Regions from separate parts of the Homo sapiens genome. Here region 2 is linked to region 1. A link is an interaction called in ENCODE POLR2A ChIA-PET data of the cell type or tissue named here. Cell type or tissue: A673. All regions are shown on one strand. Each heading gives the region's core, and the rest is flanking DNA. Links, peaks and the distances in the headings are about the cores only. Region 1 holds the start of LOC105378647 (a long non-coding RNA gene). Region 2 has its middle 6.6 kb from the start of C1orf216.

The links. ChIA-PET counts read pairs that join two places held together with the same protein. Peaks named below come from ENCODE experiments on the same cell type or tissue, not always from the same donor. Only the 100,000 strongest peaks of a DNase experiment are listed, where the experiment ranks them.
Region 2: POLR2A ChIA-PET joins it to region 1 with 6 read pairs; 2 of 35 experiments call an interaction of 5 or more read pairs at or near these places.

The regions. Positions count from the first base shown.
Region 1 is chr1:36,018,381-36,023,757 of GRCh38, reverse strand. All of the region lies in intron 11 of AGO3 (argonaute RISC catalytic component 3), which reads right to left. It overlaps LOC105378647 (a long non-coding RNA gene), which reads left to right and starts at 2,097. Exons shown (of 3, transcript XR_001737972.2): 1 at 2,097-4,817. RefSeq lists an enhancer at 128-557. In A673, for the core only: no CTCF peak of the experiment used is centred there; no DNase peak of the experiment used is centred there.
Region 2 is chr1:35,722,816-35,728,192 of GRCh38, reverse strand. It overlaps a transcript of CLSPN not described here. Among named protein-coding and RNA genes, the nearest start is that of C1orf216, 6.6 kb to the right of the region's middle. RefSeq lists a silencer at 2,252-2,435. In A673, for the core only: CTCF peaks have their summits at 944 and 1,154 (motif pointing right); DNase peaks (open chromatin) are centred at 1,182 and 2,352; H3K27ac peaks cover 427 bases.

The DNA.
Region 1 (5,377 bases), core at 284-5,283:
TTAAGTTTCACCTAAAGCTGTCTCGTTACATTTTTAAAGTTTGGCCTAAAGGTTTCTCTGTACATAGTGAATGGTAATCTCCGGACGTGTAAACAAGCTGTAACCTATTCTTGTACCAATTGCTGAGTTTCAGCCAATAAAATGCAGCCAACTGTTGAAACCATGTTCAAATAAGGCAAGTATCAAGCTGTAAGCAATCCAGCTGTTTCTGTACTTCAGTTTCATTTTCTGTACATCACTTTCCTTTTTCTGTACATAAGTCTTCAACCATGTGGTAGTGCCAGAGTCTCTTTGAACCTATTCTGGTTCTAAGGGCTGCCTGATTTGTGAATCACTGTTTCCTCAATTAAACTCTGTTAAATTTAATTTGTCTAGTTTTTCTTTTAACAGATGGTGTCAGAAGTGGGATCCGAAGTAGAACCTCTAGCAATCCCCAGAAGCACTGAGTGACGAAGCATGGTACCAGTCAGACTCTCTGTGTCCATTCCTCTCTTGCAGCAACTGGGGATTGTGGGTAAGCTCTCAGATTCTGAAGCTCCATGGATTTGTGTTTTGAGTTATCTGAATTTGTTTGAGCAAATTTTAAAATCTGAAATGGGTTCAGAAGTCATGACAGAAACTGGACCAGGTCCAGAATCAGACTGGATCTGATAATTAACTGACTTGGATTCAGTTAGAGGCCTTGGATGTTTAACTGAGTCAGGAAGAAACTGGCAGTTAATGGCAAATAAGAAGGTGTGAACTTTGGCTTTTGGAAATTCACAGAGATTTTTGTGCTCTATGTCTATGCCCTTTGTTTCTCTTTTTTTTTTGTTTTTTTTTTTGTTTTTTTTTTTGAGACGGAGTCTCACTGTTGTTGCCTGGGCTGAAGTGCAATGGAGCGATCAAACCTCTGCTTCCCAGGTTCCAGCAATTCTCCTGACTCTGCCTCCCGAGTAGCTGAGATTACAGGTGTCCACCACCAGGCCCGGCTAATTTTTGTATTTTTAGTAGAGATGGGGTTTCACCATGTTGGCCAGGCTGGTCTCGAACTCCTGACCTCAGGTAATCCACCCGCCTCGGCCTCCCAAAGTGCTGGGATTACAGTCGTGAGCCACTGCGCCCAGCCTATGCCCTTTGTTTCTTTTTCTTGTGTGTTTAGGCATGGAAAAATCATTGGATGATCAATGGGATCTGACAGCCAAAGCCAAGATTCAAGGGAAAATGGGATCCTTAATTTCTGAAGAACTGAGTATTCTACCTTACAGCTATGCCTAGCTATACACTCATAAATGTTAGGACCCTAAAGCAGCAAACACTTACTGAAATGGTGAAATCTCACTTTATGTAATTTAAAATTATAGTAGAACATTCAAAATGAATAATACTGCACTTTAAGAAGTCTATTTACAAATGAGGGCTCTAGGTTCATGCCTATAATCCTAGTACTTTGGGTGGCCGAAGCAGGAGGATCACTTGAGTCCAGGAGTTTGAAACTAGCCTGGGCAACATAGTGAGATTTTGTCTCTACAAAAAAAGAAAAAAAGTTAGCAGAGCATAGTGGCAAGTCCCTGTGGTCCCAGCCACTTGGGAGGCTGACATAGGAGGATCACTTAAGCCTGAGAGGCTGAGGCGCAGTGAGCCATGGTCACGCCACTGCACTCCAGCCTGGGCAAAAGAGTGAGGCCCTATGTCAAAAAAAAAAAAAAAAAAAAAGGCCCCCAACTTAGTTTCATCCAAGGATGCGGATGCCTATTAATGTGCAGAAGCTTCTAATAAGATTTCAATATTTTTATTCCCTCTTTTAAAAGATTTTCTATAAAAGGCAAATAAAAAGCTTCAGTAACAGCAAAATATTTTTGTTCACCTTTTGAGTAAACTGCACAAAAAAAAAGAGAGAGGAAAGAAGGAGAGATAGATTCTGTATCATATTGTCTTTTTCAGGTCTGTTGACTAGAAAATTGAGTCTCCTCTCTATCAAATAATAAAGGTTTTGCTTTTAAAAAACCTTTTAATGATCACCTTGGCTAAATGAATGACTTATTTCACAGTGACCTGTGATCCTATTTGGGCCAAGTGTTTTCAATCTTTGACATATTGGACAAGCTTCCCCAAATCAAATTTCAAATTCAAAATTAAGTCTTTTTTTGACCTCAAATTAACTTTGGGATGTTACAGAGGTCCCCTACAACAGTCAAAAGAGATAATAAACAGGCTTATTTTATACGTAAAATTACATGAGAAACAGTGTCAAATAAGAAGTGATGTTTAAACTCCATCGAGTTATATTTTTATAAATATTAATATATATTCCAAAATTGTATAAGATTATGAAAATTCTCATGTATCTCAGTATATGTTATCAGACATAATTATGGTTATTACGTTAAACTATTGTAGGCCACAGAAATAACCAAATTTCCTTCTCAATTGTGTCTTTATGACCATTTAAAGTCATTTCCACAGTTAATTACTTAATTCTAAAGCAGTTTCTAATATTAGGTTGGTGCAAAAGTAATTGCGGTTTCTGCTGTTCAAAGTAATGGCGGCTGGGCGCAGTGGTTCACGCCTGTAATCCTAGCATTTTGGGAGGCTGAGGTGGGCAGATCACAAGGTCAGGAGTTCGAGACCAGCCTGGCCAACATGATGAAACCCCATCTCAACTAAAAATACAAAAAATTAGCCAGGCATGGTGGCACACACCTGTAATACCAGCTACTCGAGAGGCTGAGGCAGGAGAACTGCTTGACCCTGGGAGGCAGAGGTTGTAATGAGCCGAGATTGTGCCACTGCATTCCAGCCTGGGTGACAGAACGAGACTCCGTCTCTAAATAAATAAATAAATAAATAAAGTAATGGCAGGCTGGGTGCAAGTGGCTCACCCCTGTAATCCCAGCACTTTGGGAGGCCAAGGTTGGTAGACCACTTGAGGTCAGGAGTTCGAGACTAGTCTGGCCAACAAGGTGAAACCCATCTCTACTAAAAATACAAAAAAATTAGCAAGGCATGGTGGCATGCGCCTGTAGTCCCAGCTACTCGGGAATCTGAGGCAGGAGAATAGTTTCAACCAGGAAGGAGGAGGTTGCAGTGAGCCGAGATAGCACCACTGCACTCCAGCTTGGATGACAGAGCGAGATTCCGTCTCAATAAATAAATAAATAAATAAATAAATGTATGGCAGTTATTAAAAATAACTTCACAAGCAAATAAAATCCTATTTTGTCTTCAAGGAGGTTAATGGAAAAGATGAAATGGACCTTGGTAAGCACTCCTGAAGATAGGTTTCTGGTAACTTTAGGATCATATCGTTTGGACTGAGTAAGAATTACCAGAACCATATTGAAGAGACAGAGTGATATATAAAACTGCTAACTCAAGCAGCACAAGAATTAAATGAATACCAAGAAAATACTTGGCCAGATTTTCATGCTAACTCAGTCAGTACTGAAACTATTAAGATACATAATTTGAATGAACTCCATGGTCCAGGTCAAACTACCTATGATAACCCATCTAATAAACAGTGCTGTGCACCTCCATTGGAGAAAGAAAATTGCTATGTAAGAGGATACAATTCCAGTGTTAAGCATGGACTCATGGAGAGAGACTGGACAGCCGGCTGCCTGCTCCTTCCTGAGTCCTTAAAAATTCCATTACTAGAAGCTGTATTCCATGATTCATCAAGGAAGAGATAAAATGTATATACTGGCCGGGCATGGTGGCTCACACCTGTAATCCCAGCACTTTGGGAGGCCAAGGTGGGCTGATCACCTGAGGTCAGGAGTTTTAGACCACCTGGGCCAACACGGTGAAAGCCTGTCTCTACTTAAAAAATACAAAAAATTAGCTGGGTGTGGTGGCAGGTACTTGCAATCCCAGCTACTTGGGAGGCTGAGGCACAAGAATTGCTTGAACCCGGGAGGTGGAAGTTGCAGTGAGCCGAGATCGCACCACTGCACTCTAGCCTGGGTGACAGAGTGAGACTATGTCTCAAAACAAACAAACAAACAAACAAACACCTTACATATATATTGGTGTTGTGACTGTTCTAAATTGCTAAAATGGTTTATGACCAATGTATAGTTTGTCAAACCCATAATCTTGAGAAGACAACCAAAACTTCAGGTACCTTTCTGCTACATCTGAACACTTTACAGAGGGATTTCATTCAATTGTGATTTTCAGTGCATATTTTCTGGTTGTACAGGAGCTTTCTCATACAAGTGGGCTGATGCTATAACAGCAGCTAAAAGGTTATTAGGAAATGTGTTTCTCTCATAGAACATTGCTGAAGAAATCTCCAGTGATAGAGATACTTGCCTCACTGGACTGGCTGTAAAACAGTTAAATAAGGTATTACAGATATAAGAGCATTAGGCAAAACTAACTGAATAATCTGGATTGCCTTGGTCAAAGATGTTTCAGATTGATGACAAACAGATCCACTTCCATGGGAAAACAAAAGTTGAACCCTTATGAAATAGTCACTGGAAGGCTTATGCTCCTAATAACAGAACCTTCTGTATCTTATGCTCCTAAACCTTAACGTGACTAAATGCTGCAAGGCTGTAATGTATTATGCCAAAGTGTATTTTCACCAGGTAAAGAAAGCTTTTCATGGACCACTGACTCAGGACAAGCAAACCCTTCATGATATAGAATTCAGAGGCTGGATCTTTTGGAAACACATCAGAGAAAGACTCCCCTTGTCACCCACACTGCAGCGAAACTTCAGGACCCTGAAGCTTGGGTTTGTAATCTCACAACTTAGAAAGGCCCACCCAGACTCTTGGAACCACACACCCATCAGAGGGAGAACTTAAGGTAAAGCTAATGAGGTAAGTTTCTCCCGAGAAGCAGATGGCCTCCTAGATGTGGACAGATTTCCCAAGATTGTGGATCAAGACTTCTCTGCTATCATGAGGCTTTTGGCTCTCAATTTTTTCCAAGTTCATGCCTGTTATGAACAACTAAACTGAAAAAGGGGTCTCTTGTGTACACTCACAAGGTATACTTTTATTTGTGAAGGATAAAAAAAACCTCATATTGGCCAGGTGTGGTGGCTCATGCCTGTAATCCCAGCACTTTGGGAGGCCAAGGCGGGTGAATCACGAGGTCAGGAGATCGAGACCATCCTGGCCAACATGGTGAAACCCCATCTCTACTAAAATACAAAAAATTAGCCAGGCATGGTGGCACATGCCTGTAGTCCCAGCTACTCAAGAGGCTGAGGCAGGGGAATTGCTTGAACCCGGGAGATGGAGGTTGCAGTGAGCCAAGATCACAGCCTGGTGACAGAGCAAGACTCCGTCTCAAAACAAAAACCAAAAAACAAAAAAAAACAAAAACCCTCACACACAGAGAAGTTTACGCCTTGATAGAGGGAAGATGAAGGGCC
Region 2 (5,377 bases), core at 62-5,061, 300 kb after region 1:
GGAAATCACTTGAGCCTGGAGGTTGTGGCTGCAATGAGCCAAAACTGCAGCATTGCATTCCAGTCTGGGTGACAGAGTGAGACTGCCTCAAAAGAAAAAAAAAAAAAAAAAAAAAGCTTGTGGTTTTGTTACCTTGAGCAGCAACATTTTTAGGAAGGAATTAAAGCAGGAGGCTATTGAGGCATAGCTCTTGGCTGCCATAGAGGAAATGTTCTGGCTGAAAGCAGAAAGCAAGCCATCCAGTTCATACACATATGCACACACACAGAAGACAGCCAAGACCCTTTCTGGCCTGAGAAATCTTTGGCGGCAGCAATAGCACTTGTCCCATTGTGAGTGGCATTTTTTTCAAAGTGTCATTGGACTGTGAAAGCTACTTAATAACTTGATCTCATCTGAATAATCTGAGTTAATACTAGCTTCACAGTTGTGAGGATTAAATAAAAAAAAATTGTAAAGTGTCTGCCTCAAGGCCTGGCACAGAGTAAATCTCAACAAATGCTCGTTGAATGAATGAATCCATGAATCTGAGCATTAAGGCCCCCCTCACCGTTTCCAAGGATCAGTGCATAACAGCCCCGGTAACTGAGACTTGTAGACTGTCCCAACTGAGCCTGCAGCCTGAGGCATGATCTAAACCTGCTGTTCCTTTGACAAATATTTGATGAGTTATGGTGTGGAGGGTGGACCCTTCCATGAAGGCCTTGTTGGCCTAGCTGTTGGAAGCACTATGCAGACAGTCTTCCAGGGTGGGAATTGCCTCAGAGAGCACCTTGCCCAAGGTCAAGGATAGCCCACATTCAATGGCAACAGGTGTGTAACGGCCTGGCCTTCTTAGCTTATTTTGGGTCAACTCTGAAGGGCCATTCTAGCTTCAGAGCTCCCTGTGGGGTTGGCTGAGGCTGTCACTGGCTTGTCTTGTAGATCAGCCTCTTCCTCTGGCCACTCCTGCTCATTCTCATTCTTCCACAGCTGTTGATCCCAAAGGAGGTTCTTAATAAACATCCAGCACATTAAACAGTCTCAGAGTTGGCTTCCTGGGAAATCCAAGCTATGAATGCACTAGTCCTGGTGGCCAAGCCTTTAGAACAACAAAGAACGGAGACTCCTTTGCAATGGATTTCCAGCGTTGGAGGTGTGGATACTGTCTCTTTATGCCCACCAGAGGGCAGCAGCATCCTAGCCACCTGCCCTTCTGAGGCTCCAGGAGTGGGCTTGAAGCCTTTTCCCCGGCAACTTCACGCCCCACACCAGTATTGGGCAGGATCACCTCCCTTAGGGTGTTCACCCTCCTGACTAAAACAACAAAACTTTCTTAAACTGTCCAGGCCTTAGTTTTGTTAGTCTCAAGCTCCTGTACCACCATCACTGAAGGCCAATCAGTCTTCCTACTGTGCCCCTTCCCCTGCTCCTCGTCCGGCAAGCTCCGTGCCTGGGATCCCCCACCTCTCACACTTACCACCCACAATAGATTTGTTTTCTGTGTGACAAGGTAATTACAAGCTTGGGGCCAGTAGGCCCAGGGGCCAGTCTGAGGATGGTCACTTCATTCTGGCTCTCCCTGTTCTGCTAACGGTATTGATTTTCAGTTTTATTTATTATGATGATGTGTGTGTGTGATCTGGCCCTGGTGACATGACATATGGAGGCAAGAGGGCGAGAGCAAATTTCCTTTTGTCACAATTTGACTTCTTGAAACCGCACCCCCACCACCACCACCCAGCATTGTTTATTTACAGGTTTTAGCATCTTTGCTTACCTGTCTTCATTCTGTCCCCTCATCCCCAAAGATTTCTAAGAGATTCTTCTGGGAATTGGAGCCAGATGGATGTGACTACAAGAAGGAGGAAAGGGTCTGGGAAGAGGAGTGACAGCAGCAAGCATACTACCTTTTGTTAGCAGCCATTAACTCATCCAGCAAACATTTACTACATTCCCATCACCTGTCAGTTACTTCTAGGCTAAGCTCCCCAACTCCCTGCTGGGGGCCATCCTGGAGACAGGTTTTGCTATGCGCTTTTTTTTTTTTTTTTTTTTTTTGTCTGCATCTGTTTCTATGGGTGTGTGAGGAAAACCTGGCCAGAAAGCTTTGAGAGAGTGAGATTGAGTTTGGGTGCAACCAACTCAAAGAACGATGCTTGCCTGAATTTAAGGCTACTTAAGGCCTCCCGTAATGTAGTCTACTTCCTTACGAGGAAGAGGAAGGGCAAGCTTGAGGCAAAACATTACAAGTGGGAGGGGGCACTCTGAACTGCAATGATTGCCGTGGGAATCAGCTGAGGCTGAGGGCGATTTGTGGGGCCATGTTTCCCCAGCCTGTCTTCTCTGTGCGTGCCAGGAGAATGAATAAATCATTGTTCAGGGGCGGGATGCAGCTGCCGAGCTCCTCCCCTCGGCACATGCCCCAACTCCAGCTCCTCCATTGAGGGCTGCTGGAGCAGAGCGGTTTATACACCCAGCTCCCCAAATCCTATTGAGGCCTCCCCCTCCGCACGAGCCACCGGCTCCAAGCCCATTCAGGCTGGCCCTTTGTGCTGGGGGTTAAGTGGTTACATGTGGGGGGCACCCAGAAAGGAACTGTCAGGCCTTGAAAGGCTGTGCTGATACAGTGCCCTCCTACTGATGAATGGGGTGGGTGGAGGAGAGGTGGGCGGCCGGAGGGTGGGGTGGGGGAGAGGGCATGGGGATTATGGAGCCCACAGAGGCAGCTGCTAGGAAGGGGGTGGAACAGGCACCCCCTTCTCTCTTTCCTCCTTCACTTCAGCTTCTCCGTCTAGCTTACTCCCTCTGTTGTGGGCACTGGATGATCAAGAGCCTTGGGACCTTGGATTTGGCTTTTCTGATGTCCTGGTGACCGCTTGAGTGCACTGGAGAGAAAGAATTTATATTACCTTTCATTCTTCCAGCAGCTCCGAAAAGACCTGTTTCTCCCTTTTCCCTTGGAAGGGGTGGGTGAGAAGGGGAACAGTGTTGGGGACAGGGGGAGGATTCATTTCCTAGGTTCATCTGGTGCAGTGGATTTGCAGCTGTGCCCTGCCGAACTTTTAAAAGCTTCTCTGAAGTTCCCTCGGAGCCCTTAGGTGGAGGGTTTAGGGGAAGACAGATCTCAAACTGGATATATTGGAAAGATTTTGTTGAGGAAAAAGAAATTACTTCAAGGCTCTAAAAATGCTTTAAAACTTCTAATTGAATGTACCGCCTTGTCATTTTACAGCTGGGAAAACAGCCAAAATGGAAGATAGGGGAATGGGCATATTTTACCTAAGGTAAACACATAGTAATTTCTTGATAGACTAAAGAGGCACTTTACCTTTAAGAAGCAGTAGAGAAATGGATGAACAAAACAAGTAGGTCATCAGCTTCCTAGGCCTTCCTTTCCCAAGATGAACCAATTCTGGGGAATAATGTTCGTTCCAATCTGCCTTAATGGCTCTTTGGCATGTCAAAGGTCCTCTGGGGTTGTGCCTGGTCTTGGGAGCCCAAGTGACAATGTTCACCACTATGTTATTGAACAATTTTTAAGGCATATTATTTTATTTAGCCCAAAAAGGTTAAAATGATTTGATTTGCCTAAGTTCCCAAAGCCATGTGGGGAAGTTGACAGATGATGTGACCTCAGGAAGAGAGAAGAAAGCAGGTTAGCAACGTAGTTTGTAATCCAGGATCGTGCTTTGTTCTGATATGGAAACTCTGAGGGCTTCCTCAGTTACTTCCCTGCTGTCCCCAGGATGGAGCCCAAGCTCCTTGGGATGGTGTCAAGAACTTTCACAACTGGGCCAACTTTATCTTCTAGCCTCACCTTACCTCCATTTCCCACCGAGCTCCAGCCACACTGGCCTACGGGGTGTTTCCTGAACTCACTCTGAAAATGCAGTCTCCTATGCCTTCTCTTGCTTTCTCTTGGTGAGCTCTTATTCATCCCTCAAGGCCTGGCTCAAATATCACCTCTGTGCTAGCTGGGTTTAGTGGCTCATGCCTGTAATCCCAGAATGTTGGGAGGCCAAGGTGGGAGGATCACTTAAGGTTGGGAGTTCGAGACCAGCCTGGGTAACATAGCAAGACTCCCATCTCTTAAAATAAAAAAAATCACCTCTGTGAAGCCTTTCCTTACCCTTTTCTGGGCTTACTACTTTTGCCTCCTGGCTCTGTTGCAGGGCCCATTACATTGTTATAGCCCACTCTTCTGTCTATTCCTTTTCTTTGAGACAGGGTCTGGCTCTGTCACCCAGGCTAGAGTGCCGTGGTGTGATCTTGGCTCACTGCAACCTCTGCCTCCCAAGTTCAAGCAGTTCTCGTGCCTCAGCCTCCCAAGTAGCTGGGATTACAGGCGTGTGCCACCATGCCCGGCTAATTTTTGTATTTTTAGTAGAGACGGGGTTTCACCATGTTGATCAGGCTGGTCTCAAACTCCTAGCCTCCAGTGATCTGTCCGCTTCGGCCTCCCAAAGTGCTGGAATTACAGGCATGAGCCAACACACCATGACTTCTGTTTCCCTTTCTAAACAAGGAGCTCCCCAAGACCACGACCAGTTCTGATTCTGCTCTGAATTCCCAACACAGTACCTGGCACAAAGTAAGCACTCTGTAACTGTATGATACATGTAAATGAATGGGTGGGAAGGGACAAGGTCTTTGAAGCTGAAACACCTTGATCTTACCCACCCCTTTCTTCCTGAGAATACTGATATTGAGAAATTATCCACCTATGAATAACCCTTAGGCCTGTCCTATTTCCTGGATGAGAAATTCCTCTCATCTTCTCTGGTCTCCTTGCCTGACACCCCAGGCCCTGGGACCTGGATCTGGCTACTCACTGCTAGCCTCTCTTGGCTCTGACATCTGTTTGCCAAGAGGCTTACCCGCTGTCCATCATTGGGTCTTGATGGCATGGCCTTTTGCAAAGCCCTGTTCAGGCTGATACTGGCCATCTCTGGAGGTTTCTGTGTCCTTGCCACTTAAGTTCCTGGCATATATGTGGGTAGGTGAACCCAGCCACAGATACCCTTTCACTTGGGGGTGAATTATTCTCTGGTGTCCTCACTGGAAAAGCCTCTGGCAAATGAATAACAGGCATCTCTATAGCTGCTTTTTTGTCTTCCTGTGGACATGGACATCCCTGCATTTGGAGCTTTTTTTTCTTCAGGTTTTGAGCTCTGAAAATTATGGAGTGACCAGGACTGCTGTGTGAGCACTGACTGTATTAATTATACAGTGCTAGAATATTCCATACAACACTGCCCTTGATTAACAAAACTGGCTACAGGCTGGGTGTGGTGGTTCACGCCTGTAATCCCAACACTTTGGGAGGCCGAGGTGGGCAGATCACTTGAGGCCAGGAATTTGAGACCAGCCTGGGCAACATAGTGAAACCCTGTCT